2 separate regions of the Mus musculus genome follow, and region 1 is linked to region 2. Evidence: chromatin loops called from intact Hi-C (ENCODE). Cell type or tissue: left cerebral cortex. All regions are shown on one strand. Links, peaks and the distances in the headings refer to the core of each region. The heading gives the core; the rest is flanking DNA. Region 1 holds the start of Rasl11a (RAS-like, family 11, member A). Region 2 overlaps Usp12 (ubiquitin specific peptidase 12).

Region 1 (14,881 bases), core at 3,726-8,725, 110 kb after region 2:
TGGTGCTAATGATAGAATTTGGCCTCTTTTGCTAAGAGGAATTGTGGGCACCCATTTTCAATTCCTGTGATTTGGAAGGTTGACGGAGGTGCTGAGGTTGAGAGGGCCTGCCCTGTGCGACAAGATGACTTTTGGGGGTGTGGTTATTGGGACAGTTAATAACATAAACTGTGAATTGTTATTTGACTGATAACTTTTCTGGTTTCAGTAACTCGCCAAAATGACGAACACAAAGGGAAAGAGGAGAGGCACCCGGTACATGTTCTCTAGGCCTTTTAGGAAACATGGTAAGTTTGTTATGTCTGTGCCTGAGGAGAAGTGGCATGTCTTAGTCTGGCTTTGCTTGTCAGAGACATTGTCCTTTACAGTGTATGTAACTGCCGAATGTGGACTTGGGTTGGAAACTGGTATACTCATGAAAGTGTACCTGTGGTTCTAGAAGTCTTGATTTTTTTTTTTTTTCCTTTTGCAGGCGTTGTTCCTTTGGCCACATACATGCGAATCTACAAGAAGGGTGATATTGTAGACATCAAGGTAAGTTGATGGAGTGGAGGGAAGGGCACACGTGTTAGGAATTGTGATTTAATTACTTGAAGTTAATAGCCCAGGATGGGGGAAAAGTAAAAGATACAGTTAAAAATAACCTTATTAGGAATTGAGAGCGCTGCCTCATGCCTTTGAGCCTAGCTAGCACTCAGTGCAAAGGCAAGCAGATTTCTCTAGTTCAAGGCCAGATGAGGCTGTACAGTTAGACCCCCATATGAAGATAATATTTGTTATTAAAGATGGCAGTGTTACGGAACCCCCCGTGAAGGCCGTGTCCTTTGATGGGTCGTTGAACAGATTCTGTCGCTCTGGAACTTAATGATGATTGTCTGTTTGATTGCTTGATGCAATGTGAAAACCACATTTCACCGGCTCTGAGAGTTCTTGAGCTGACCTTGAAAGGGAGCCTTGGTTAGTTACAAGGATTTGAAAAGAGGAATTTCTGGAATAATACTTTTTCTGTTGACTAGGGAATGGGCACTGTTCAAAAAGGAATGCCCCATAAGTGCTACCACGGCAAAACCGGAAGAGTCTACAATGTCACCCAGCATGCCGTGGGCATCATTGTCAACAAGCAGGTTAAGTGAGTAGAGCGCCTTTCTTTGACTAAGTAGCTGGCCTCACCCCCCCTTTCACTTTGCCAATTGGACTTAATGTCTTCATTGGCCATTCAAGTGGGGCAAAGGAAATAACCTTTTAAAACTCAGGCAAACTTAAGTGTTTGTCTTGTAACCTGTCAGGGGAAACATTAACGTTGGGGAGGCCGGATTCTGTGAGTAGTCGGTGCTGGCTTTTATAGCATTAAAACTTCGTTACAGGCTTCCTTTGCCTGGTTTGGCTAAGTTACTGTGGTTTGGGGTCTGTTTTTATCAGAAAAAGGAGCTTTAAAGTGCTCTCGAGGCCTCTTCCTTTGGGTGAGAATGATTGACATGTCACCATGTTGATCTTGGGGGAGTGTTAGTTAACAGCTGTCAGAACAGCGTACATTGTACTGTGTTTCTGAGTGAAGCATTTAGAACTTACCGGTCTTTGCTCATTCCAGGGGCAAAATTCTGGCCAAGAGGATCAATGTGCGGATTGAGCACATCAAGCACTCAAAGAGCAGAGACAGCTTCCTGAAGCGGGTGAAGGAGAATGACCAGAAGAAAAAGGAAGCCAAAGAGAAGGGCACCTGGGTGCAGCTGAAGCGCCAGGTGAGAGCTGCCTTGGCGGTGTTCACTCACTGTTAATCTTGAGGAACCCTTAGAACTTGGCTCACTTTGTTAATAAGCTTAAGAAGTGTGTATTCATTATTTCCAAAAACCACTAAACTTCACTATAATTTCATTTTTTTTCTTACCAGCCTGCGCCACCCAGAGAAGCACACTTTGTGAGGACTAATGGAAAAGAGCCTGAGCTGTTGGAGCCCATTCCATACGAATTCATGGCCTAATGTACACAAAGAAATAAAATACCAGCACCAGGACTGTGAAGTGTTTTCCTTAGACTGTAGTGTGGGGTTTGCTCATTGGCTTTCTTGTTCAGATTTTACTAATTGTTCTAAATGATACAGCTTAGTGTGCAGAAAATATCCTCTTGATTGGAAAATAGCCAAATATTTACAAAACAGGTATACTAGTTTGAAGAGGCTCTATATGGGGGGAGGGGGTGCTGGAAAACATTAGTGGGTGACCAGTAATGGTGGTACAGCTCTAACTCCTAGCACCAGGAGTCCGAGGCAGGGGGATCTTCAGGCTGCATGATGTGCATAGTAGCATGCTGGTATTAGGGAGTGGGTATCTGTGGTTCCCACTTTGAAAATAACCAAAATTCTCCAAAGTGGGCAGACCTAAGCCAGGAGAGGGCTGGCCACAGACATTTGGTACTGCTTGCTGAGAAAGCACTGATTGTTTTCCTAACCTAAAGATTATATATGGCCCACCATACCATCTTTGAAACAATGTGTACTGGCCTTTGGTTCACCTTTCTTGTCTTTGAAGTTGTACTTGGTGGGTGCATTTAACCTTGCCACAGAGTGGGGAGGATAGAGTCTAATGGACCTTAAGTGGTCTCTGGTGGCCATGTCGGCAGTGCTTAGGTTGTAGCCCAGGGTTGGAGTCGGCAGTGACAAGCAAATAACTATATTCTTGCTTGCTGTGGCAGCTATACAGAAATTTACGGTATAGGTAAGAGGGTTCTCTAGAAGTACTACCTGTCTTAGTGAAAGAGATTGCTTGGTTAACATCCTGTTATGTAGTGGGGCTACTTTTAAACTGTGTGAAGTCCCCATTAGCCACCTCCATAGGCAATGGAGCTAACATTCTTGCTACAGTGGCCGCAGCTCATTAACACCTAATGATGTGTTTAACATGTGTCCACATGGTGTGAATGTGGGTACGCATGTGCCCAGTATTCAGTTCACAGAATTGTCATCATCTTCCATCATGTCTTCAGTGAGGGACTCTGCAGATGCCCACCCCAGTCCTTGGTTGTGGTGATTCTGTTAGCATTAAATGCACTGGAGAGCTTCAACTGTTTTGTTAGTGATGGTTTGGTTTTTCGAGACAAGGTTTCTCTGCAGCTCTGGCTGCCTTGGAAGACCAGGCTGGTCTCGAACTCAGAAATCCACCTGCCTCTGCCTTCCAAGTGCTGGGATTAAAGGCATGTGCCACCACTGCTCAGTTTAGTGATGGTTTTTAAGAGTAAATAATTGGCATCCCTGATTGCCAAGGTTAGTGCCTTGGGAAATAGGGTTCTGCTCTAGTCTTTGGTATGTTTTTCATTTTGGCTCACGGGCACTATGGTCTGTTACAAGGCTTGTTTTTCAGAGGTTTTCTGTTCACTTCAGAAACTTAAAGCCTTGAGTTTAACTGGGCTTTGTTTGAGTAAAATCCCTCCATAGCATCCAAGTCTAAACAGAATCAAAATTTAGTTCATGTGTTCCCCCTTCATCCACAGCTTGAAGCTCTGGAGTTGTTGGCTGCTGTGCTTGCTATTAGGGTTGTGTGAGATTGCCATCCTAGTGCATGCAAGCACCTGTTCTAGTGAAAAGTATTTTACTGAGAAAAGTGCCAAGATTATTTTTTTTTCAAGACAGGGTCTCTTAGAGTAGCCAACCTGGGTTGTCCTGGACTTGTCTTGTAGACCAGGTGGCCTTAAACTCACAGATCTGCCCGTCTCTGCCTCCCAAGTGCTGAGAATAATGGTTGTGCCACCACAGCTGGCACTGCCAATATTGATCTATTAAGGGTGTGCAATTTTATGTTCAGGACAACTTTTTTTTTTTTTCTCGAGACAGGGTTTTTCTGTGTAACCCTGGCTGTCCTGGAACTATATAGACCAGGCTGGCCTCGAACTCAGAAATCCGCCTGCCTCCCGAGTGCTGGGATTAAAGGCATGCGCCGCCACGCCAGGCTAGGACAGCTTTTGAGATGTGAGGACTGCTGTGTTGTATGTGTTAGAAAACTGCAAGAATATGGTAGAACTGAGACATGGTATCTTGTCATGGAGAAACTGGGCTGAGGATAGCTAATATATGAATGGATGGTTTGTAAAGATAGTATTTCTGTAGTCTGGCTACCATTTTGCTCATGAATACTGGGATGTAAGAAGACCTGGAAACGTAGGAGTGCTTTGTTTTTCCCAGGAAGTCCTGCTGTCTGCACATGTAGCATAGTCACATGGGACCAGAGTGAAGGATGCCTAGACGTCCTTGTGCACTTGACATGATTTCTCCTGAGCAGAGGAGAGACCTTCCGTTCTGGAAGGCTAGTGAAGCTGACAGAACTCAGATGAGCCTCAGGTCTCAGCAAGTATATGATATTGGACCCCTCAAAGGGTTGCCGCCCACAGGTTGAGAAGTGCTGGATTAAGGGAATTTATTTTCAAGATTCCTATTCAGAAAAAGAATTTCCATTTGATGTAAAGCATAGCAATTTTCTAAAACACAAATGCTCACACTGAATGTACAATGGTCTTTAAAAATAGGCTTCACAATTCTGCTGCCAGTGCTTGAATTAAGTGGAAGTGGAAAAAGCTGGGGGCTGGAGAGATGGATTCTCTTGCACAGGACCAGGCCCAGTTTTCAGCACCCACATGGTAGCTCACAACCCTCTTCAGGTCTCTGAGTATATTAGACACACGTACACATACATACGTGAAAATGTAACACAAAAAAGTTAGTTTTGCCTGGTCGAGATGGCACTGGCCTTTAATCCCAGCAGGCAAATCTCTGAGTTTTAGGTGAGCCTGGTCTACAGAGCAAGTTCCCAAGACAGCCACAGTCACACAGAGAAACCCTGTCTTTACAAAACAACAAAATGCCCCAAGCATTTTCGTTAGGATCACTTATTAAAACTTGCAAACTGGGGGCTGGAGAGATGGCTCAGCGGCTAGGAGCACTGACTGCTCTTCCCTGAGTTCAATTCCCAGTAACGACATGGTGGCTCACAACCATCTGTAATGGGATCTGATGCCCTCTTCTGGGGTATGTCTGAAAACAGTTATGTAAAAATGAAACCTTGACACTGGGCGTGGTGGCGCACGCCTTTAATCCCAGCACTTGGGCCAGGCGGATTTCTGAGTTCAAGGCCAGCCAGGTGAGTTCCAGGACAGCCAAGGCTACACAGAGAAACCCTGTCACAGAAAAACTTAAAAGCTTTGCAAACTGATAGGTCCTTGTTACTGAGTTTAAATTTTGTTTCATCTTTGCAGTTTTGCAGGGGAGGAGGGTGTCTTTCCGACCCCTTATTGAAGTACTTTTATTCTCCAGATGATACTCAGTTTCATGACTTTGAATATCACATAGATCCTGACAATGACCCTGCCCTATAAAGCTCTCCATCGAAGCTGTGGCTTTCTGACTTTTTCCTTAAGTGACTTCTAACCCAGAGCTTGGCTATGGTTGCAGTTCCCCTCCTGCTGCGCCTTTGATATGCCAGGCACCCACTTCTTCAAAGCGTTTGTGTTTGGCAGTTCCTTTGCTGGAAAGCTTGTCCTACATTGATGCCTGTGGTCTGTCCCCTCTCCATATTCAACCTCTGCCCAGATTTTGTCAAGACCGTCTCCTAATGGCCTATAAAAATAGCAAACCCCTTTAGCATTTTTCTGTCCCTTTATTCTTTATAGTACTTATGGGAGTTTGATTTTTTTAACTTAGATACAGCTTTCTGTTGAGGTCAGGGATACTTATTGGAATCTGGTCTGCCAGGGAAAGAGGACAAAGGACAGCGCCTTACTTACAGCCTTGCTTCTGAAAGAGGTGACAACCTGGAGGAGGCAGAAGACGAATATTTAAGTAAGATGAGTCAAAGGGTGCTAGGGATGTAAGGGAGGACACAAAGGACAGTTGGTGTCAGGGCTCTCTGGCTGCTCCACCCCCGCCCCCGTAATGCATTGAGTTTGCAGAAAGAGGGCAAGGGGTTAGCAGAAACAGAAAGCTACCTGCAGCCTTCTGTCCTTGCGTGGTGCACTGATTGCCACCCAGGCTCCAGCATCTTCTCCCTTTCCTCTTGCCACTTGCTTGACTTGAGCCTACAGCCTCGGGAAGATGACAGACCAGTCTTTCTTGTGTCTGCTGGTCCCTGTTGTAGCTAATTTTCCATTTGCCCACTACAGATCTGGCTTCCACTTCCACCATTGTGGTGCAACTAACCTTAGAGGTTGCCGAAATCTTGTTGACAACATTTAGAGCCTTTTTTCAGATTAAAATTTTATCTCCCTAATAATAATTGGCAGTGCCAACTAGTTTTCTTTTCCAGGAGCCTCTGCCCCTCCACTCAGGCCACCTACGAGGCTCCTCAAGGCCCCACATGTGTTGCTTTTCTTTGGTTCTATGGTTATCAGCACCAAATGAACCTGAGAACTTGCTGAAAGTGGAGATCACACCAGTACTTGCATGCCTTAATCCCAGCAGGGAGGCAGAGACAGAGGCAGGAAACTCTGATGTAGAGACCAGCCTGACCTACAGAGTGAATGCTAGGACATCCAGGGCTGCTCAGTCTCAAAACACAAAAACCAAAGTCCCAATAAAACCCTCAACAAAACCAAAACAAGCAAGGAATAACACTAAGATTGACCTCTGGCCTACACATGCACATGCATGCACACGGAGTGGGAGATAAGATTTGAAAAAATCAGGTCTGGAGAGATGGCTCAGCGGTTAAGAGCGCTGACTGCTCTTCTGTAGGTCCTTAGTTCAAATCTCAACAACCACATGGTGGCTCACAGCCATCCGTAATGAGATCTGACTCCCTCTTCTGGTGTGTCTGAAGACAGCTACAGTATACTTACATATAATAATAAATAAATCTTTAAAAAAAAGATTTGAAAAATTTTGTAAACAAGTAATATATAGCTGATGAATTAAAGTTAATTCCTTCGCTACAGGGGTATCCGAGGGAGCGAGCAGGAATGTCTGATAAGCAGTTCTCAACACAAAGATATTCTTTTTGTGTTCTGTGCCAACACCCATCACATTACCAAGCAGAGACTGGGTTTTCAATGGTTGAGACAATGGAGGGAGGTGGTAGAGGGCAGAGGCTTGGTTCCTGTGCTGGGGAGGACCTAGAGCCTCCAAAGCTCCCATGAATTCAGTGGTCAAGGGCTTTCTACAGAGTAAAGCAGGCTTGTGGCGCATACTTTTAATCCCAGCACTTACTTGGGAAACAGATGCAGGCAAATCTCTGAGGGCTAGGAGAGTGAGTTCCAGGACAACTAGAGCTACATAGAGAAGCACTGTTTCAAAAAAGGGCCGGGGAAGACATTGATTGACCCTCAATATGGATGGATGGTGGGTGGGATTATTTATCAACTACAGTGGGCCCCTGGGCAAGTCTCACTGAAGGGCTAGAATTAAGCTTTCATGTGGCTGAGAAAGAGTTAATGACGTGTCCAACCTGCTGTTACTTGATATTTGCCAATCCTGCCCTCCACACTCATGCTAGACACCCACAGATTTGTGTGGTGTCTGCCCACTCATTCCTATTATCTTTCTCAGATCTGTCCAGCCTGCCTGTGTTCCACTGGTTGCCACAGCTTTACGTAACTCTAGACACAAATATAACACGAAACAGAACCCAGGCAGCGCTGATTCAGGAGAGCCTATTTATAATTCTCTGCTTTGGGGGCTTATTGTCTTCACAATATTTTGTGAAGGTTATTTTGCGTATCTGTAAATGTGAAGAGACCTTCCAAGGAGGATGGAGCCCCATTCAAGTTCTTCCAAGCAAGAGGCACTCTAAGGACAAACGGGAGCTGAGAACGGGCTCTGGAATGTTCTCAACATGTGGGTTGCGATCCCTTTGGGAACATTTATCATATATCTCATATCAGATATTTACAAAATTATACTTATGAAGTAGCAACAAAGATGGTTTTATGGTTGGGGGGGTCCCCACAACATGAGGAACTGTATTAAAGGGTCGCGGCATTAGGAAGGCTGAGAATTATCGCCTTAAACAGAGAGACGGGACATGAGTAAGGGAATGAGAAGGTAGCCTCAAGCTTGAATCAAAACAGGCAGCTCTCTCTCTCTCTCTCTCTCTCTCTCTCTCTCTCTCTCTCTCTCTCTTTCTCTGTCCCTCTCTCTGTCACAGGAAATCGCAGGCTGTTTGTGACAGATTGCATTGGCCCCTGTTCAACTGTCGTACTCTGATTTTTATTTTTCATGATATTAATAGATAGTGTCTCTAGACCTCTGGGAGGAACCAAGACCACGCAAGATGGGGTCACCGCCACCCCAGCCTTTGCCAGCTGTTTGGAGCATTGCTTTCCTTTGTTTACATTTGCCTGCTCTGGTTCATAAGATGTAATACATAATCTTTTTCTTTGACATGGGCTCTTATGTAGCCCAGGATGGCCTCTAACTTACTACATAGTCAAGGATAGCCTTGAATTTGTCATCTGCTTCCGGGGTACTGGGATTACAGATGAAGGCCACCACTCCTAGTTTATTCTGAGCTAAATCTAGACAAGCTCCAGGGTGTACTAGGGAAAGGCTCTGCCACTGAGCTGTGTCCCCAACCCAAGAACTACTTAAAAAAATTTCCGGCTAGTGGTGGCACACACCTTTAATCCCAGCACTCGGGAGGCAGAGGCAGGCGGATTTCTGAGTTCAAGGCCAGTCTGGTCTACAGAAGGAGTTCCAGGACTACACAGAGAAACCCTGTCTCGAAAAACAAAACAAAACAAAATTCATAGTTCAAGAGGCAAAGCAAGGTAGTCCTCTCCTCTCTCTCTATTTGTGTGAGAACTGAATGCTACAGAAACCATCTTGTGTCCATCAAGGAAAGACCAATTGACTCCAAGAAACAACAGCCCTGCCTTCCCAAAGCTTCTCAAAAGGCTTTGGAAAACAGCACTTACTCAGTGGCTTCTTAAACAGCTCTTCTATTCATGGTGCCCACTTCCCCAGTTAGGAAGGCCCTGCTTCATGTCTCTCCGGCTAAAGTGAACATTAGTGGGAAATGGTTGCCTTGTGAAAAGATTACAGTCCTGTACCACTTAACTATGGCAGGCCTCTCTTGGAACATCTTTTTCCAGGATCGTCAGAACAACAGATATATACAAGACTTTTGGCTATTCCATTTCTTTGGGGGGGGGGGACACGTTTTGAGACAGGGTTTCTCTGTGTAGCCCTGGCTGTCCTGGAACTCATTCTGGAGACCGGGCTGGCCTCAAACTCAGAAATCCACCTGCCTCTGCCTCCCAAGTGCTGGGATTAAAGGCGTGCTCCACCACTGACCAGCTGGCTATTCCATTTCAAACAGTAGAGTCAATGCCCATCTATTTAATCATTCCGAAGGTCAGCCAAATGGTGTGTGTGTGTGTGTGTGTGTGTGTGTGTGCACAGAAGAAATCATTAAACGTAAACAGCCACAACCGACGGGACAGGTTGGGGTCAAGGAGGAGTCACAGAACCTGGCTTGGGCTACTTCGTGTATGGAAGCCCATTTATTGGCATGTTCGACAGCAAAACTAGACCTAGTTGTCTGTCACTTTCTACGTGCTAGCCCTTTTCCAATATGGCTTGCTGCTCTGACCTTAAAGGGCTAAAGCATCATTTCTCCACCTTCTGAACTCATGCTGGCATCAGGGTTTGCTTTGGTCAACAGAGTGCACCAGGAATGATGGGTTCTGCCCTAGAGCCACCCAGCCTCCAGAGGTCTTGTCTACTTTCCCTCACCGTCTTGGGGCTCTGCTCTGCCACTCTGGGGACAAGCCTTGCCAAACTCCCCAATGAGCCAAACTTGAGTGAGTTGGTGATGGAGCAACTCAGCCTATTTCCCTAGGGCTCATAACTTCTCAGTTATGGCCTCAGAGAGCTCAATCAAGCTTGTCAGAGCCTGGCATAGATTAGGAAGAACAGGAGTATGTGGCATCGGGGGCAGTGTCTGGGGAAAAAGGGGAGGGAGGGGGGCTGAAGAGATGGCTCAGCTGTTAAAAGCACTGGCTGCTCTTCCAGAGGTCCTGAGTTCAATTCCCAGCAACCACATAATGGCTCACAACCATTTATAATGGGATCTGATGCCCACTTCTGGCATGCAGGTGTACATGCAGATAGAATACCCATGAAAGTAAATAAATCTTTTGAAAGAAAAGTCTGTTGGAGCGAGCCATTGAGTTCTGTGTGATTTGTCATGCCGTTCAAGCTACCTGATAAAACTAAGAAGGAAAAAGGGAAAGAATGAGGGTAGGACTGTCTAGACAATTGGGCAGATGAGACTAAAACACAGCCTTGTCATGGTGGCATCCAAGAACAAGGCCATGTTTATCTTCTGGGCCCTTCTCCCCACGCCCTATCCTGAGTTCCACCATGTACCTACCAGGAAATCTTTGAATAGTAAGGTAGGTCCAGGCCCCAAGTGTGTTGCTCATTGAATTTGAGTAAATCTGTTCACAGCAGAAAGGGGCTGTGTTTGGATGCTGAGCTGTGGGCATGACTGCCCCCTAAGGGAGTTCACAGGGAAGTGACTGCAATTACCTTGATTCATACTCAATTAGTTAATTAGGAACCTTGCCCTGGCTCTACCCATTTCCTCAGTGATGTCACCCCTCAGGACCCTTTTAAATTTTTTAGTTGTTTATATTTGAGACCGGGTTTTACGTAGTCCAAACTGGCCTTGAACTCAAACCCTCTATGTGACCAAGAATAACCTTAAACTTCTGACCCTCCTGCCTCTACCCGCTAAGCGCTAGGATAGCATGCCAGTGTGCCACCACACTCAGTGTACAGGATGCTGAAGATCAAAATCAGGGTTCTCATTAGGACTGTTTGACAAAGACACAAAAAGGGATCTCTTTCCCATTGTCCTAGAAACATCCAGCCAATTGAAACTTTTGCTCTTTCGGTGGCTCAGATTCATGCTCTAGGCTGGTGCTCCAGACTGGAGGCTGCCTCCAGGACACGGCAAATACAATTTGAGCAAAGGCCTCCCCTGGGCTGCACCGGGAGGAACCCGCGCAGCTGGGCGGGCAGAGCGCGTCAGGCAGCCTTGAGGAGCGCACGCCCGCGGGTGACAGTCCCCTGCTCGGGCGCTGCTCCCACCCTTCCAGGAAGGGGCGGGGAAAAGGAGGCGCCAGAGGCAGCCACCGCGCTCCCGGAGCTCTTTAAAATCCAAGAGCCTGGGCAGCACCGCTGGCCGCGCCACATCCCGGCGCTGTTGTGTCCGCGCGTATCCAGGCGGCTCTCGTGCAACGCGGTCTCGGGACGCGCCCATGCGGCCGCTCACCATGTCTGGGCACTTTCTGCTGGCCCCCATCCCGGAGTCCTCCTCTGACTACCTCCTGCCCAAGGACATCAAGCTGGCCGTGCTGGGAGCGGGTTGTGTGGGCAAGAGCGGTAAGTGGGACAAAGGCGCGCAAAGCCGCCCAGGGACAGCGGAGGGTCTTCACCCGCAGGGATGCCGGGATGCCGGGATGCCGGGATGCAGGAAGACCCCTGCCTGTTGCTTCAGAGGTCCATTTCTGAGCTCTGGACGGGGTTGGTGCCTGTTGAGTGTCGCTCTAGTCCGGTCCATCACATTCCGCGGGGAAAGGCACTCCGCGGTGGCGGGGCTTTGTCCCGGGAACCTGGGGGGACGCGTGCTGTTCCTTTGAGGGCCCAGTTTGGAACAGCTTGACCCACTTCTTCAGCTGATTTTCCTACTTTATTTTTTCAGCAATGATTGTGCGCTTCTTGACCAAGAGATTCATCGGCGACTACGAACCCAACACAGGCAAGAATGTTTCCGTGCTTCCTGGCTCTTGTACTTGTATCTCTTTGCCCTCCCCACCCCTCTCTCTTTATTTTGCTCATGGGGCCGTGGGAACTTAGATGCAAATTCCTCTTCGTTGTACAGGCAAACTGTATTCGAGACTCGTCTATGTGGAGGGGGACCAGCTATCCCTACAGATCCAGGACACTCCGGGAGGCATTCAGGTAAGGACTGTCAGGAGGGTATGTGGTGCAGGCTGAGGTGTTTGGCTCCAGGATCTCAGTGAGATGTCTCAGCATGCCCAATATGTAGGTGTGGGCACACAAGGTGTGCTGAGGGTTGGGATGTTGGATGCCCTCCTAGGTGGCAAGAAATGGTTGATTAGAACTAGTTTCCTCTTAAATGCTAATTATAATTAGTTAATTATTTTAAAGATTGCTGTGTAGCCCTGGCTGGTTTGTAGTTCAGGTTTGCTTGGACTCCTTATAATCTTTGATGCCTCAGCCTCCCAAGTGTTGGGATTACAGGCTGAGCCACCCCCTCCCAGCAGTAGCCCTGACTGACCACTGGTGCCCGAGCTGCCTAGGCGGGCGGGCATTGACACTTTCAGAGCACATCCTGGGACAATCTAAAAACCACAGCCTTGGAACTAAGGGTCCAGTTCAGTAGTAAGGATTCCTGGGTTCCAGCACCACACTGAAAAAAGCATGGAGTAGGTGGGATTCTGGAGGGAGTGGGGTTTGCGTCCTGGCTAGGGCTGTCCCCCTCTCCCCCCCCCAAAAAAAGCTAGGGAATGTTTTCTCAAGCCAGTAATTGCAATCAGATAACCTTTTGGCTATCACTGTGGAATGCAACTTAACTAATTGCTCAGCCCTTCTAGGGAGGAAAAGGTTGAGTGGAGAGCCCAGAGAATGGAATTTGTTTCTGCAACATTCTCAAGAAGTTGACTGCTAAAAATATTTTTTTATGGGCTTGGGAATAGATATTTATGTTGGGCTGTTTCCAGGGTTTTGTTTGTTATGAATTAGTTCCCTGAAAACGAAGCCGTTCTGGTCTGTAATTATTCTTAAGTGGTTAGAGTTCACTGGAGACTGCCTGTGGAAAAAGTAGGTTACCAGTCTACATCCAGGCCAGCTCAGAAAATAATCCAGGTTGAGCACTTGTCTGAGGCTTTCTGCAGAAAGCCTCTTGTAGAAGCTAGGGAGAGCCAGACAGCAATACTCAGTGATCTCTCTGTCCAGTGTTCCTACAGGGGCTACTCCGGTGTCATGTTTGAGCTTCTTTGACCAGATTCCATTTTGTTTTTTCCCAGGCCCAAGACAGCCTCAGTCAAATGGTGGATTCTCTGACCAAAAGTGTGCACTGGGCAGAGGGCTTTCTGCTGGTTTATTCCATAACAGACTATGAGAGCTACCAATCCATCCGGCCCCTTTACCAGCACATCCGGAAGGTCCACCCTGATGGAAAAGCCCCCATCTTCATCGTGGGAAACAAAGGAGACCTTTTGCATGCCCGGCAGGTGCAGACACACGAAGGCCTTCAGCTAGCTAATGAGCTGGGCAGTCTCTTCCTTGAAATTTCTACTAGTGAGAACTACGAAGACGTCTGTGATGTGTTCCAACATCTCTGCAAAGAAGTGATCAAGGTGCACAGACTCGGTGGGGAACGGAGGAGGGCATCCGTCATTCCCCGGCCTCGATCCCCCAACATGCAGGACCTGAAGAGGCGCTTCAGGCAGGCCCTGTCCTCCAAAGCGAAAGCGTCCTCCGCCCTGGGGTGATCCAGCTCAGATAGACTGGCGGGTTGCTATTATTACTACTAGACATTTGTGCAGCCACAAAGACTGGCCCTTTCCCCCTTTAAAACATATTCAGAGTTTATTTTTATAATGACTTTATTGGCTTTCAAGTGTATGTATATTTCTGAAAATTCAAACAATGGATTTTTTTTAAATGTGTTTTTTTTTTTTTGTTTTTTTGTTTTTACTGTAACTGTTAGCCACTCTTCCATTAAAGGCAAAATGGCAATACTATTCCTTGTTTTCTGAATGTCTTTTTATAGCAATCTTGCTTGCACCAGAGCCCAGAAGTGCTTAATGCTTGGCCTTGAGTCTGAACTCCGATTGGTGTCTTGCTGTAGGGAGGGGGGCATGCAGAGGGAGTTCGCGGTGTGCGAGAGAGGTATGTGGAGGAGGGAAAAGGGGTTTGAATAAGTACGGGGTGTCCTTAATTAGGGCGCTTCTTCACAGTCAGGAAGTTCACACTGGTTTTCCAGCACAGTGGTTGGTCGGTTGAGAACTGCCCAAAATGTTACAACTGTATTTATTTATTATTTATTTACACAAATGTGAATGTAGCCTCTCTATAGAATATTTTAGAAAACAAAAGCAGGGATGGGCTGCTGGCCTTTGCTTGTGATTCAAGCCCTTGGAAGGCCGAGGAACAAGAGTCAGGCCACCCTGAACAATACATGAGAACCCCATAAAAAAACCAAGCCACAAAGAAAAAACAACAGCAACAATTAAAAAAAAAAAAAAAAAAAAAAAAAAAAAAAAACACTGTCTGGGAGCTGGAGAGGTGGCTCAGTGGATAAGAGCCCTGGCTGCTCTTCCAGAGGTCCTGAGTTCAATTCCCAGCACCTGCATGGCAGCTCACAACTGTCTGAAACTCCAGTTCCAGGGAATTTAACGCTCTCACCCAGTCATACATGCAGGAAAACCACCAATGCACGTAAAATAAGATCCCCTTTTTGGCGGGGGGGGGGGTTGTTGGGGGGTTGGGTTTGAGACAGGGTTTCTCTGTATACCCCTGGCTGTCCTGGAACTCGCTCTGTAGACCAGGCTGGCCTCGAACTGAGAAATCTGCCTGCCTCTGCCTCCCAAGTGCTGGGATTAAAGACGTGCGCCACCACTGCTCAATTAGAAAAATCTCCTTTTGCAGGATTCTTTATGTCAGTACGTGAGCGTTGCTATTCAGGAGTGGCCTTCATTCTCCTCCCCTTGCTGCGTCTCTGATCCTCTGCTGTAGAAATAAGGTGACCAAAGTATGATTTCGTGAACCAAAGACCTGTTGGACTCATGGCGCCCCCAGAGGGCGAGGGAGAGTGATGGGAAGTAGTTTCACAGTGAGCATGCTCCACAGGTGAGGGGCACTGACGCCCCC
Region 2 (14,881 bases), core at 6,057-11,056:
GGAGAGACTTCCCCGTCTTGTTTCCACAGTGACAGCCTTGTCACTGACAGCCACACTCTGTTTTGATTTCCTAGCTGCTGCTGGGAAACCAAAGAGCTTGGCTGCGTTAGCCAAATACAGCATCACCCAGTATCCTGATCAAGTCACACATTGCTTACCTGTGACAGCCATTCTTGGTTGTCAGCTTGACAGCATCTGGAGTTAACTAAAACCCAATGGCTGGGCTAATCTGTGAGGATTTTTTTTTTTCCTTAATTGAATCATTTGAAGTGGGAAGACTCATTTCTCATCTGGATCTTTTGAGGTGGGAAGATCTACCCTTAATCTGGTCCACTGCTTTCTCTGCAGTCTGGAGAGAGGGGATGGAAGCGGGACGTGTCTCCCTCTTTGCCTGCTTGTTCTTGCTCTCACCAGCACATCCGTTCCTTCACTGGCATTAAGCCTACTTCTTTGGGGTTCCAGCACATCCTGAAGACCAGTACAGACAACCAGCCTCGTGGACTGAACAGCTACCGGATGCTTAGACCTTCTGTTGGTTAGCAGCCATTGTTGGACTAGCTAGACTGTAGCCTATAAGCCATTCTAAAATTTTTTCATATACATACATTCATACACACACATGCATGCATGTATGCACACACATATCCATACATGCATATATATACACATACATATATATATATACACACATACACATATACATACATAGACATATACACACATACACACAAGCATATATACACATATACATACATACATACACGCATGCATATATACACATATACATACATACACACATGCATACATACACATATACATACACACATGCATACATACACAAATACATATGTACACATGTACACACTACATACATACACATATACATACACACATGCATACATACACAAATGCATATGTACACATGTACATACACACATGTATACACTACATACATACACATATACATACACACTGGTGCATGCACATGTGCACACACACATACACTGTGGGTACTGCAGTCAAATGCACATTCTTTCCCTCACCTCCACAAACACATAATTAAAAAAAAATAAGTAGGGGTCAGCAGTTAAGAGGACCTGCTGTTCTTGCAGAGGAACCAGGTTCAAAAAAAAAATACATTCTGTAAGTTCTGTCCTCTAGAGAACCCTAAGACAATATCCTTCTGCAAACCAAAGAAAGAATGAATCTTCAGCGGCCAAGGCTGATGATCATTGTGTAGGGGACATAGGCATGTGCAGGACGGGCCAACTAAGAGGCCTCATAGAAACAGAGGTGACAACCCACGCTGACACTGGCTTTCCAGGTTTGTGACAGTCTGTTGTTTTGCTGGTATTCTGGATTGAAACTAACACTGAGCGCATGCGTGATGGTCAACCCTGTGCTTTAGCCTTCAAGGAGGCTCATAAATATTTAGGGAGAAGATGAGGGAGCTGGGAGAAAGTTCGATGCATATCCAACATGTTGGCAGATATTTTTAGACATTTAATCTCATCTTAGTGTCCACACAGACAGACTGACCTGTAGAGTCCCTCATCCCTTCACATGTAAGTGCAGAGCCAGTTTTCAAACCAGTTCTAACTGCGAGCCTGACCTTTCTGTTTTGTATTGTTGAACTGTACTGCTTATCAAGGGTATGGGAAAGCCATAGTGTACTGGTTCTATCGACTTGATGCACACTAGAATCGGCCATCTTTGTGACACCGCAAGGGAAGATACTGAAATCCAGTCTTATACACTTGAAATGCCAGCCCGTTTCAACTCGACCTAACCCCAAGTCCCAGTGAAATGGCTTTGCCCTTGTGATGTATCAGGCAGAGACTGATTGGGTGTGGTCCAAGCACTAGGAGTCTAATTAATGGCCAGCCATCCTCTCATTAGCATCCCAGGCCTCTGGGAATTAGAGGCAAAGTCAATTTACTAGAAACAAATACTAGTACCAGAACTCTAGCCACCCCTGCTGTTGCTAGGTAACCATGGGGTGGAGCCTAGATGAAATGCCCACAGTCCTCTGCTTCCCCCTTCCCAACACCCCACACACACACCCCACTCTTCCTCTACTTATAGCCGAGTCCCACCTGCGTTTCATCATAGCCACGACATGCCATGTGCCATGCTGTAGCCCAGGGGCACCCTGCACAGGGCAAAGCTTTCCACCGCCCACTTTGGCTCAGCATCAAAAACTATATTGCTCTGAGTAACATCAAGTTAATGTACTTTGCAATTAGCTCTAAAAGTTTAGCATGAAGAACAGAATGTCATTAATACCTACCGCTTGACATCGCAATGTTCACACTGCATTTAAAAATGGGCCTTTCTTTTCAGTAGGTGTGTTGGTTTGAAGGAGAACGGGCCCCATAGGCTCATGTTTGAATACTTGGTCCCCAGTTGGTGGAGGAACTTGGGAAGATTAGGAGTGGCCTTGTTGGAGGAGATGTGTCACTATGGACAAACGTTGTAGTTCCAAAAGCCACCTAGCACTCCTAGTGCCTCTTGTAGATCAAGATGTGACACACTGGGAAGGCAGAGCTGAGTACATGGAGTAGACTTCCATGAGTTCGAGGCCAGCCTGGTCTACAGAGTGAGCTCCAGGACAGCTGGGGTTACACAGGGAAACCCTGTCTGGAGGGAGGGAGAGGAGATGTGAGCTCTCAGTTATTCCTGCAGCATCGCCTTTGCTCCACCATGAACTTGAACCCTCTCAATGTCTAACAGCAATTGACATTTTTTTCCCCCATAGATTGCCTTGATGGTGGTATTTTATCACAGCAATAGAAAAGTAACTAAGAATGATGTACACAGGCAGTACTGGGAAAGGTCAGTTACTTACCTGGAGCTATGTTTTCTGAAGTTTCCATGACTACAGCTAATCATCTGTCCCACAGACAGCAATTTTGTGTGTCTACTTCCTATGTCATGTGATCACCACTACACAAGTAGTCACCAGTAAAAGTCTAACTAATATAGGCCATTCCTGTGGCCTAAAATAACCACCACTTGGAAAATGGTCGCTAGCCAAAAAGCTCTGCTGGCAAAAAATTGTGGCTAAATAGTCCTAATGTGCACACAGAATATTAGTTTTTCCCAAATGCTTGCACTGGACGAAGGCTTTATCATCTAAGTGTGATGGTTTGAATGGGAATGGCTCCTGTAGGCTCAGTTGAATTTTTTTCCACCATCCACATCTTCCCCCACCACCCCCACCAGGGTTTCTCTGTGTAGTCCTGGATACCTTGGAACTCACTCTGTAGACCAGGCTGGCCTTGAACTCAGAGATCCACCTGCCCTTGCCTTCTGAGTGCCGGGATTTGTGTGTGTGCTTTGGTCTTTCCCGGGGCTGTTGAATCCTTGGCTCCCAGTTGGTGGAACTGTTTGGGAAGCATCAGGTGTGTCGATGGCTGGCAGACTCTGGGGTTTCAGAAGTTCCTTGATGTTCAGTGAGCTGTCTCAGCTCCCACACCTTTACTCAGACATCATGGACACTAACCTTCTGGAAACCATAAGCCCAGTTAAACACTTTCTTTTTTTAAGTTACACTGGTTGTGATATTTTATAACAGTAATAGAGAAGTGGCCAACATACCAAGAGTAGCATTTAAAAAAATAGTAACATTGTTTTCTTTTTCTTCAATACTGTCTACAAGTGACCCAGTGTATGCTTTCAGGAATTTACTAGGGAGCTATTACAAATTAACACTGTTACATAGTAGGTCATGCTGCTAACACTTCATTTTGGAGACAAGGGTCTCATGTGCCCTAGGATGGCCTCAAGTCTCCCGTGTAGCTGAGGTCAGCTTTGAACCCCCAATCCTTCTGCATGCTGGATCTGTAGGCACACACCACCATGCCTGGCTTCCTTGGGTATTTTTAAGAATGTAAGCCTTTCATTACAGAGGCTATAGAATAGTCTCTTCAACCTCCCAGATCTAAGCATCCTTCTGGTTTTGTGTATGCTGAGTGGACATGGCGGGTGCCACCAACTTAACTTTGACATATCAGATCGACTCTTTCTCTTTGAAATCTGGATATAGGCATATTTGACTCATCCTCTTCTTCTCTTAGGAAGAGGACCAGAGGCAACTTCCCAATGGTAAACTGCAGCAATCCACAGCCATCTAGTATGCACCGCCAAGAGCAGCCCAAAGCAGCAAACCCAGACGTGGGAAAAGAAAACGTGGGACCATCTGCCTGCAACCGGTTAGTGGGCTTCCACATCTGAAAAGAGGGGTGAGGCTCCCAAGGCAACTTTGAGCAGGTTCGAAGAATCTGATTTAGGAAGCTTCCAGTGGGGGAGGCAGAGACAGGCGGATCTCTGAGTTCAAGGCCAGCCTGGTCTACAGAGGGAGTACCAGGGCAGCCAGGACTACAGAGAGAAACCCTGTCTTAAAACAGAGAGAGAGAGAGAGAGAGAGAGAGAGAGAGAGAGAGACAGACAGACAGACAGACACAGAGACAGATTGAGCACTGGCTCCCATTTCCTGCTGTCAGCTCCTCCCACTGCTGAATAAGCAGTCCCAGGTATAGATAGGTATGCAGGGCCACACTCCCCACTTCCCAATACTATTCAAGTACAACTCACAAGGCAACTTTCAAGGGCTGTGCTATTATAACTCGCTAAGATGCCTTCAGGATATGGTTGATAACTCTCACATCAGATCAATGCTAGACTGACAGTGAGTTCACAGAAAAGGGATGCAGAGCCCCAAATGTGGTATGAACGTGTTGAGCTGGTAAGCCCAGAATCCAATTAGCACCCCCTGGGTTGAGGTGGTGGCGGGATTCTTCACCTCTGGTCAGAGAAGGAAAATTCTGGGATTTACCTCAGGAACCAGATTTAAGAATGGTTAGTCTGACCATGGAAACAGCTATTTTTCTTGATATTAAGCCAGTTTTTTGTTTGTTTATTTTTGTTTTTTGGTGATGGTGCGTGTGTTGAGGGGGGAGTGTTTTTTGTTTGTTAATTTTTAGTTTTGGGGTTTTTGTTTTGTTTTGTTTTTTGAGACAGGGTTTCTCTGTATAGCCCTGGCTGTCCTGGAACTCACTCTGTAGATCAGGCTGGCCTCGAACTCAGAAACCCGCCTGCCTCTGCCTCCCGAGTGGTGGGATTAAAGGCGTGCGCCACCACTGCCAGGCTATTTTTAGTTTTTAGACACAGGGTTTCTCTTTGTAGTCCTGGCCATCCTGGAACTCACTCTGTAGATCACGCTAACCTTTAACACCTGCTCCTGTCTCCATATGCTGGGACTAAAGGCATGTACTACCACTACTCTGTGTGATGTTAAGACAGTTCTTAAAGTAACCACAGTGTGAGCTTTTTTTTTTTTCTTTTTTCTCCCCCTAGTTTGAAACCAGATAGAAACTGAGAAAACACTAGGAATCACCATGAGCTACAATACATGAGCATGGTGTAAAATATTGTATAACTTTTCTCAGGAGTCAGCCTGGATGAGGACGACTTTGCAAAAGTGAAATACCCACATGGCATGGGCGGCTCAAGTCTATCCCCAGCCATAGCATTAATTAGCATCCTTCCATCCCCAGCTCTTTCAGTCGTGATTTCTAGATCCCTGTTCTGGACCTGCACCCCATGGGTTCCACAGTCATCTCCCCCTGTTCTCTAAAGCTGTGTGCATGTTCCTCTCCCATCAAACCATATATATATATGTCAGTTATGACTTAAAAACAAGGGGGAAACGTGTTGGATGTTCTTATATTCACCCAAAAGGTCTAATGGGTGACAACTTCCTAATTCATTCTTCGAGGCCACTATCACTCTGATATAAAGATTAAAGACAGTACAAAAAAGGAAAGAAAAGAAATGAAGGCTGGGATACAGCTCATTGATAAGAGGGTCCAAGGGCTCAGATTTGACTCTCAGCATCACAAGAGACAAATATAAAGGGAAAGGAAAACCATGAGAACTACAGACCAGTGTGCTGTGGAGTTGGTCTAACACTTGTGTCTTAGTCAGGGTTTCTAGTCCTGCACAAACATCATGACCAAGAAGCAAGTTGGGGAGGAAAGGGTTTATTCAGCTTACACTTCCATACTGCTGTTCATCACCAAAGGAAGTCAGGACTGGAACTCAAGCAGGTCAGGAAGCAGGAGCTGATGCAGAGGCCATGGAGGGATGTTACTTACTGGCTTGCTTCCCCTGGCTTGCTCAGCTTGCTTTCTTATAGAACTCAAGACCACCAGTCCAGGGATGGCACCACCCACAATGGGCCCTCCCCTCTTGATCACTAATTGAGAAAATGCCTTACAGCTGGATCTCATGGAGGCATTTCCTCACCTGAAGCTCCTGTCTCTGTGATAACTACAGCCTGTGTCAAGTTGACACACAAAACCAGCCAGTACAACTTTTTATTTGGGTTTCCAATATTGTAAGAGAATCCTTATGTAAGATGCTGAGGGTCCCTGCCCCCAGTTGGTTCTGATTGGTAAATAAAGTTACCCGACGGCCAGTGTCTGGGCAGGGAGACAGAGGCGGGACTTTAGGATTTGAGGGCAAGGGGACCAAGAAAAAGGATTGCCATGCCAGCAAAGAAATAAGGTCCAAGCCTGAGAGCTGCAGGAGACCAATCACATAAGAATAGAGGAAGAGCGGCCCCAGCCCCTGTCCCCCCATAATTTGATCTAGAGTAGCAAAGATGGAATATAGATTTTAGTAAGGAATAATTCAGGAGTATTGGAGAGGAGGCATTAGAATCACGGAAGTTTGTGAGTGGCCCAGCCATTGAGCTGACTCAGGAATACTAAATATAAGGCTGCCTGTGTATCTTACATTCATTTGAGAATTCAGAACACTGGGGCAGGTAGTGAGGAATGCACAAAGCTGCTGCTGCCACCGCCAGTATCAATCAATGTCCATGGAAAACTGGCCAACCAAATTCTACCAAACGGAACTCAGGAGCCACGTAGAAAGACCACATACCGAAACCTTGTGGTGTTTACTTCCAGAGTGCATGGATAGTTTCTTAAAGGGCCAGACCTGTCCTATGCCACAGTGATTCAATAAGGGTGAACAACACCTGATTACCTCAGTAGCTCAGACATGTGAGGAAATGTGATGTTTCCAATCTGCCCTCGAAATGATAAAAGGCCACGTGGGAAAAACTATAGATGACATCATCCTCAGTGTGAAAGGTGGAGCTTCCCTTGGGGATCATGAAGATGTCCCGCCCCTTTTACAGCTTCCATTCGGAGTGGTATTGGAGGTTCTAGCCAGAGCAACCGGACAACAAAAGGAAATTCGAAGCATCTGAGTTGGAAACAAAAAGGCCTGGCAGTGAGTCTACAAGCGCCTTGCTTGTCACTGCTACATGTTTATGGTCAATGGGCCTGAGAGCAGACACAGGGCAACACAAACCAAACCATGAGGAGATAGAGCACGCCTATATCGACGGCAATTACTCAACCAAAAACCACAACAGAGGTGTGTGCCGGGAGGCTGAGAAAGCAGACTGGTGAGGTGCTGACAGGGGAAGCCGGCATGGGGATGGGAAACACCATGGTTGGTTGTTTTAAACTTGGTACCAGAGGATTCCATATGATCCAGCATTTCCCACATACACGCACACCCAGGAAGAGACAGGCTCAAGGGCTCGAATGTGCACACTAGTGCACATGAGTCTCAATCTGTCAGCAAACGATGGGCCGGGGACAAGGAAATGTTCTTTAAGCGCTGTTTTACTTCTTTGGTTTTGTAAGACAGTTTCTCTGTGTTATTTAAGCTTCATAAGAAAGGACATTCTCTCAGAGGCAGAAGGATGGCAAACGAGACCAGCCTGTGATATTTAGCAAAACTGATTTAAAAAAAAAAAAAAAAAAAGGAAATGTTGGCGCACTCTACTGAGCCTTGGGAACCATTTAATAATAGACACAAAACAAATCCTTCCTAATTCCACTTATGAGGGATGTAAAACAGCCACACAGACACACCTGTGATGACCAGAGGCTCAGCAAGCAACCCCCTGGCGGCCAGACAGGGAGGGAGAGGGGCCATGGCTACGAGATAAAGATGGAGAACTCCCAAGGTGGCTGGATTCATTACCACCCAGATCTGAAACTGGCAGCTTAAACAAAAGCTTTGTGGGCTCTTACCTCCCACCAGCAGCAACTCCCCCCCCCATCCCCCCCATGAACTGGCTCAACAAGTCTGATGCCAGAACAGGACAGGCTATAAACCAGTTGTGAGCCAATCAAACCTTTATCTCCAATCTGACTGACCCTAATTACAGGAAAGAAAACTTCAGATACTGAAAACCAAACCAAACCATAGTCTTCAGCAAGAGACTAAAACTTTGTTTCTTGAATCCCTCAGCCCCACCCCTCTTGCAGAGGGTCTGTGACTGCTGCCTGTTTCCACCCCCACCCCCACCCTCCAACTGCCTTTCCTCATCTGCTGCTGTCTTCTGTGTTTGAGAGGTCTCCACTACCACCTGTCATGCCAGAGATTTCTTTTCCTGCCTTGTAATCCTGTAACTAGCAGAGAAAATGAAGCCGATCAGGACCCTCAGACTGGACCGTGAGGACAGAGTCCCGTCCAGATGTACAGCTCGTTAACTGGACCCTCGGGAAGGGTCAGAATGGCCTTCATTTTACCTCACCGCAATGAAGAAACAGCTACGATTATGAGCGCAGGCACCCAAGTCATAGCCTGGTGGTATACTCTCGGCTGCGTGTGTCTGGTAGAGTTCTCGGTTTCTAGAGAGACAGGAACTCTTTCTGAGATGAGGACGTCATGACTGACTGACATTGGAAGAAGTAAAATACTCTGTCTCGGGCCACAGAGAACAACATCCAAACGTTCTTCCTTCAGAAGCTGAGACAGGCAGACGTGGAGGCAGAGGGCTGGGAGGGACTCTGGGTGGGTGCCGCCCAAGAAGAAGGGCTTTGAGCAAACCTGGGAGGCATGACTTCATCTGCTCCCAGTGAGACGTGTGGGAAATGTGCGACAGACGTGGGAGACAGAAGTCACTCACGGTATGGCACATCCTTCTGACAGTGGGGCTCACTTACTGCTGACAACTGTCTTTCCAGAGCCCCAACAGAGCAGACTTCCACTAGGTGGCTCTCGGAGGGTCAGTTCTCAGAACAGAGGGACTCTGGGAAAACAGAGGGAGGTCCAGAGACCTCACCAATTACAGCTCAGGCTACTCAGACCTGTGAATGCTCAAAACAGAACAGGAGCAGAGGAAGTGGGATAGACAGACAGACAGACAGACAGTGGCCTCTGGGAACTTAGCTCTTAGAAACTAGGGACCTGTCTCAAAGGGCATGCATGCCATTGCGTAACAGCCAGCCTGGACCTGGCGCTCCCTGAGGGCATGGAGGTGGCTTGCTAGGGCAAACAATAGGGACTTGACTGTGACTTCCACAGGCTCTCAGCCTACATTGCCACCATGCCACAGGCCCCAATTGCCGAGGAACTGAGGCTCCTAGAAGCACAAGCCCAAACAGACCTTTCCTTGTTAGAACTTATTCACCTTGGGAAGTCTGTCACAGGGCTGGAGGAGGAGACCCCACAAAGCACTGTTTTCTACGTGTGTGGTTTTCTAGGGGCTCTGGAGAACAAAAGTTGTAACTTGCAGAAGGACTAATACATATTCCTAAAATGTATGCTTCTAATTTCAAATACATTTTGGGCAAAAGGAAAAAAAAGTATAGTTAAAAACCAACAAGCACAAATAAGCCAACTTTAATAGATATTATTTTGTATTTATATAGCGCCTTCTTCAAGAACCTTTTAAATGCTTTACAGACTTCCTCTCTAATTAATCCCCACAACAACCCTGTGAGGTAGGTATTACTCCCATTGACAAGAGGGAGACTGAAGCACAGAGAGGTTAGGTGACTTGCCCAAGGTCACACAGCTAAGCTCACTGGAGAATGAGGACTCCAGCACCTTGCCTCCCAGCTCCCAGCCACATCCCTCCTGAGAGAATCTTTAATGAAAAGTATCTTTACACAAAGTATCAGGAGGAGCGTGTTATGAAAGTGAGGTCTTCCTACGGCCATCATGGAAAGAAAAACCCGATGCTGATGGCTGACGCCATAGCACATTTCCTGGCCCGGCCTAAGCCACTCGGCTCCTGTCTTGAGTAACCTTCTAAAGGCGAAATCCCCATGACAGAAGCCGCATGGCTCAGAAGTGGGCTTCACTTACAATATTTACTTTTAGTTATGCTAATTCATAGAAACTTTTGTTCTAATATACAAAATCTGGGACAGCTGCCCAAGCAAACATGTACATAATAACACAGCAGCTAGCCTTGTCTGAAACTTGCATCTGCCCTCATCATAATCGCAGGCAAACAAACGACAATCCCCTGAAGTGTGTGCTGGGCGGGTCACCTTTGTCACCTTTCTTTCTCACTCCCCATACCTGCCTTCCCCAGTCCCCAACCCAAACCCTGTATGCTTTTTAAGTTTACTGAGTCTCTGATAAAATTCAAAATGTCTTCCTCAGATCCATCTGCACTATAAATAAAAAGTAAATTAGGAGCCAACACCCAGGAGCCCTTCCCCTGCAAACCGTCCAGCGCAGACCTGAGCCAAGCAGGCCTGCTCGCCCGGAGGTTGGCTCCCATGCTACACCTCACCTCATGGAGAACTTAACTAGGTTTTTCCTGCTATGTTTTAACTTCAAAAATGTGTGTGCAAGCAAACACAGTATTCAGTGCTGCACAAGGCCGCCTGGAGGACCCAGCCGCACTGTATGCCTTGTCTCTGAACCCAAGGCTGCAGCCGTGGCATGTCTTAATTCCAACACAATCTGGCGTAGGCCCTCGCAGGCCTGTGCTCCTGGCTCTACCTCCCATGCTCTTGGTTGTGGTTCTCTGTGCGATGCTGGCAGATCACAAACCCAGCCAGGGTAAGGCTTCAGAAACTATCAGAAAGAGTTTGTCAAAGGCCATCTTTTTCTCCCAGCACATCTGTCCACGAAGCCCGATTAGCTAAGTGACCCCGCCACAAATCTGCCTATGGGATGAATAGATGAAGTCATTTCCTGAGCTAAAGGTAGAAAATAAATGTTAATCATAGCAGCACAAAAACATTTCTTTTTGCTGTTTGCTTCTCAGTCAACAGTTTTAGTAAAATAGAAAACCAGGGGCTTTATCAACAGGCCACCACCACCACGGCATGCGGAGGGCAGTGTGAGGCTACCCAGAGTCTGACAGCTTCGACTAGAATCCTCATCCACTTTCTGCAAGTTACATTCAGCCACTGTCATACCACTTGATGCCTGGCGGGACATGGAGACTCCCCGTACTGTTCCTTAAACTCCCAACAGACCTAGTTGTAAGCGTCTGAACACACTGCTCCAATAGGACGATCAGGTCGGGAGGGGAGGGAGGGGCTTCTTTTCGAGATTACTACTTCACCAAAACGTAATCTTCCAAAGGGCGTGCGCTGCCCTGCTGCCGGGGTTCTGGCTGCTCTACTAGCCCTTCCCAAGGCTAAAAAGAGACCGGAAGAACACGCCATGCCACCGCCGCAGCTGTGCACGGTCCTGGGGTTCTGGCTGGCAAGAATGCCGGCTTCACGCTGCGGCTTCCTTTATCATTCTAGCAACAGGGAATTCCTACTTTACTGAAATTAAAGCTTTAAAAAAAGTGACAAACTATAACCAAAGAGGAAATGCTCAGCCAGAGAGAGACAGTCCCTCCTGACAGCACTGACCCCGCTCACTGCAATCTTGCAATCATCTCATGATTATCTTAGTGATTTTAGCTAGAATTTTCAGTTCACCTTGAAAACAGAAACGAACAACAGGACTACTTCAGCTGACAAACTAATAAAATATGCTAAGACTTGCTGGTAGAGTCACTGGCACTTCACACAATGCTTAGACTCAACCAGTTTAAGTAAAATAAATAAGGAAAAAAAGATCATTACAAAGGCAGTCTTTCCCCTTGGGGAATCAAGAAGCCAGTTTTGACCAGCTGTTCCCTCCATGTACATACACTGTATATGATCACACGCTTCTCCAGAGAAGCAGGGTTATCTTTGACCTCCTGACACTGGGCTCTGTGTCTGTGCTCTGTGCGTCAGGAAGGCAACTGCAAGGGTTGGGCCCAAAGGTACTTTCCGGGATGCTTGACAAGACCGCCACTGCTCCCATGCACAGTGTACGCATCCCGCACGCTGGCACACAGTGCAGTGTGCTCAATCAGACTAGCACATCTAATTCTTCCACTGCCCTCCCGAGGAACTCAAATCATCATTGGTGCAATTACTACAGAAAATGTGTTGGCAGCTGGCAGCTGCTTTACACGAGAGCTGGTATCTCTGATTTTACTTCCTTGTGTGAACTGCACAGACAGCATGATTCCTGAGCAAAAAATTCAACTACTGTAACCGGAAGGGCATGTTAATCCACAGTCTTTGCTTTATCGTATGCAAAGTGAGCTACTGCCCTGAGCGTCCTGTGGCTGTCTGTCTGTCTGTCTCGCTTTCTCTTCTTGAACATCCGCTCGATCCTTTCTGAAACAACCAGAGAAGCTTGTAGAAGCTTCTCCCCACCGTGGCTCCTCTCAGTCCCGAGACTGATAGAAAAGGATGTAGCCAGACTCCGAGTTCTTGGAGATGTCAGATGTCAATCCGTAGAATTCTTCAATAGCTTGGGCATCGATTTTCTGTGACACAGAACAGACAGGTTAGCACTTCCAGCTCTGACAAGCTTGTTTTAAACTCCGATGAACAGCAGTGTCTATCCCATGTCACTCAGAACGGAGCACACAGTGTTCAGTGTTCCCCACGGCCGAGGAGAAGTCTGGTAGGAAACACCTTGAACAACAGGTCCAAAGCTGAACACAACAGCTACCCTTGAGCCGGTACCTCTCCTTGCAAGTGTCAGCCGAACCACATGAAGCCCATTAGCTGTCAGCTATTTTGGATGTGTAAAAATGGTCAACCCAACAGACTGGCCTAGCGCCAAGGAAGGTGAGAGACGCTGTCAGTAAAGGACCAACACAAGGACTGATCAGTACGGTCCACACTGACGGCGCGCCAGTGTCTCAACTGCTCTATCCATCCAAGCCACCCGCAGCCAAGTGCACAGTGAGCAGGAGGCAGTGGCGTGCAGTGGGCACTGTGGGGATGAAGCTTACAGCAACGGAAGGACGAGAGCCAGGCTCAGAGGCACTGCGCAAATGTGCTCACAAAGCACAGGAAAACACTAATCACCACCGTAAAACTCCAAACAGCAACAAAGGTGCCTGCCCTGCCTGCCTGCCTGCCGGGGTAAGGCCTCCCTGAATATCCATCTGAGCATGCTCCACTCTGCAAAGGAAGCCCACACTGTTGTGGAGGCCTGACTGACTGAGAAGGAGGCCCACACTGGGTGTGGAGGCCTGACTGACTGAGAAGGAGGCCCACACTGGGTGTGGAGGCCTGACTGACTGAGAAGGAGGCCCACACTGGTGTGGAGGCCTGACTGACTGAGAAGGAGGCCCACACTGGTGTGGAGGCCTGACTGACTGAGAAGGAGGCCCACACTGGTGTGGAGGCCTGACTGACTGAGAAGGGCCCCTATGGACTCAGATGTTTGGATGCTTGGTCTCCAGCTGGGGCATCTGGAGAAGGACTAGGAGGCGTGTCACTGCCAGTGGGCTTTGTGGGTTTATTCCCACCCTCGCCTCTCCCAGGATGGTTTCTCAGCCTCCTGCATGCAGATCAAGGTGTGAGCTCTTCCTGCCTCTATTGTGGACTCTAAGCATCTGAAACCATTAGTTCAACTAAATGCTCTATTTTATAAGGTGCCTTGGTCATAGTGTTCTATCACAGCAACAAAGCCTCAGTATATTGGTTTAGACATCTGTACTTGAACTCTGACTACAAAATAATGCCCTGACCAACTATTTAGTTAATACCACCAGTCCTACAGGAATGAGAAGCTATGAAGGGAAAAGTAAAGAGACATGCCCGACTCCAAGGCACTTAAGAAGCTACTTACTTCTACAATGTCATCATCAAACAACAGCCAGAAATCATGACTCTTAACTATTGCAATATAATGGCCTCGGTTGGGACCACTAAAACAAGAGAAAAAAGAAAAGTTAATTAAAAAAACATTATATTACCTTCTTGTCCTAAATTTCAAAATTAAAAAAAAAATTTAAGTGTGTGTGTGTCTCACACACACACACACACACACACACACACACACACACTGCAGGTGCCCTCCATAGGCCCAAGGAGGGCTTCTGTGCCCTTGGGGCTGGTGTTAGAGGCAGGTTTCGGCCTCCTGAGATGGGTGCTGGGAGTCAACTTTCCTGCCCTAGAGGGATGCTATTCGCTGAGAGATCTGGCGTGCAGCTAGGTGCCACAGCATTTACTTGGCATGTGCAAGGCTCTGGGTTTAGCCCCCAAATCACACACCCCTGCAAGGAAGGGCTACAGGCATATGCATCCACACAGAGAACACATGCCCTGTGGATTCGAGTGGGGCTGTCCATGAATCTGGCTGGCTGGGGATGGCGAACGCGCACAGCGGGACAGTCAGAGCACTGGACTGTTGCGTGTCACATCCACCAGCACTCAAACGCTTCTCATAGTCACTGATGAGAATACACTCTCACACTCGGGACCAGTCTGTCCTGCAAAATCTATTCAGGCAGCATCATTTCAACACCAAAACCAAAAAAGGAAAGGAAGCCAACAGATGACAGCCAAGTTCTATAAGCTGCGATATCGGGCCCTTAGACTCAGAGTCAGACAAGAATGAAAATGAAGGCATAAAGCTAAAGTATTAAAGGTTTAAATGAAGGGGTGATAACGTATGTATTTCAAAAGCTAATTTCAAAACAAACCGATCTTGAGAAAGATGAAGAACACTGGAGTCCAGCCAAGTGTGGGAG

What was found. A loop is a pair of places that touch in the nucleus more often than their neighbours do. Peaks named below come from ENCODE experiments on the same cell type or tissue, not always from the same donor. Only the 100,000 strongest peaks of a DNase experiment are listed, where the experiment ranks them.
Region 1: it touches region 2 in a loop (2.3-fold over the local background); 2 of 42 quality-filtered maps call a loop at or near these places.

The regions. Positions count from the first base shown.
Region 1 is chr5:146,833,976-146,848,856 of GRCm38, forward strand. It overlaps Rpl21 (ribosomal protein L21), which reads left to right. Exons shown (of 6, transcript NM_019647.6): 2 at 209-287; 3 at 473-534; 4 at 1,017-1,129; 5 at 1,589-1,739; 6 at 1,889-3,057. The coding sequence starts at 221. The coding sequence ends at 1,978. It overlaps Rasl11a (RAS-like, family 11, member A), which reads left to right and starts at 11,096. Exons shown (of 4, transcript NM_026864.1): 1 at 11,096-11,365; 2 at 11,685-11,741; 3 at 11,865-11,944; 4 at 13,033-13,751. The coding sequence starts at 11,242. The coding sequence ends at 13,500. It overlaps LOC115490268 (a small nucleolar RNA gene), which reads left to right and starts at 859; the gene lies at 859-929. LOC115490276 (a small nucleolar RNA gene) reads left to right here and starts at 1,169; the gene lies at 1,169-1,297. In left cerebral cortex, for the core only: a CTCF peak has its summit at 6,768 (motif pointing left); DNase peaks (open chromatin) are centred at 4,250, 4,494, 7,572 and 8,149; H3K27ac peaks cover 1,993 bases.
Region 2 is chr5:146,725,123-146,740,003 of GRCm38, forward strand. Usp12 (ubiquitin specific peptidase 12) reads right to left here. Exons shown (of 9, transcript NM_011669.3): 8 at 13,978-14,056; 9 at 9,690-12,658. The coding sequence ends at 12,557. Among named protein-coding and RNA genes, the nearest start is that of 4930573C15Rik, 29 kb to the left of the region's middle. In left cerebral cortex, for the core only: CTCF peaks have their summits at 7,981 and 9,079 (motif pointing right); DNase peaks (open chromatin) are centred at 7,771 and 9,012; H3K27ac peaks cover 375 bases.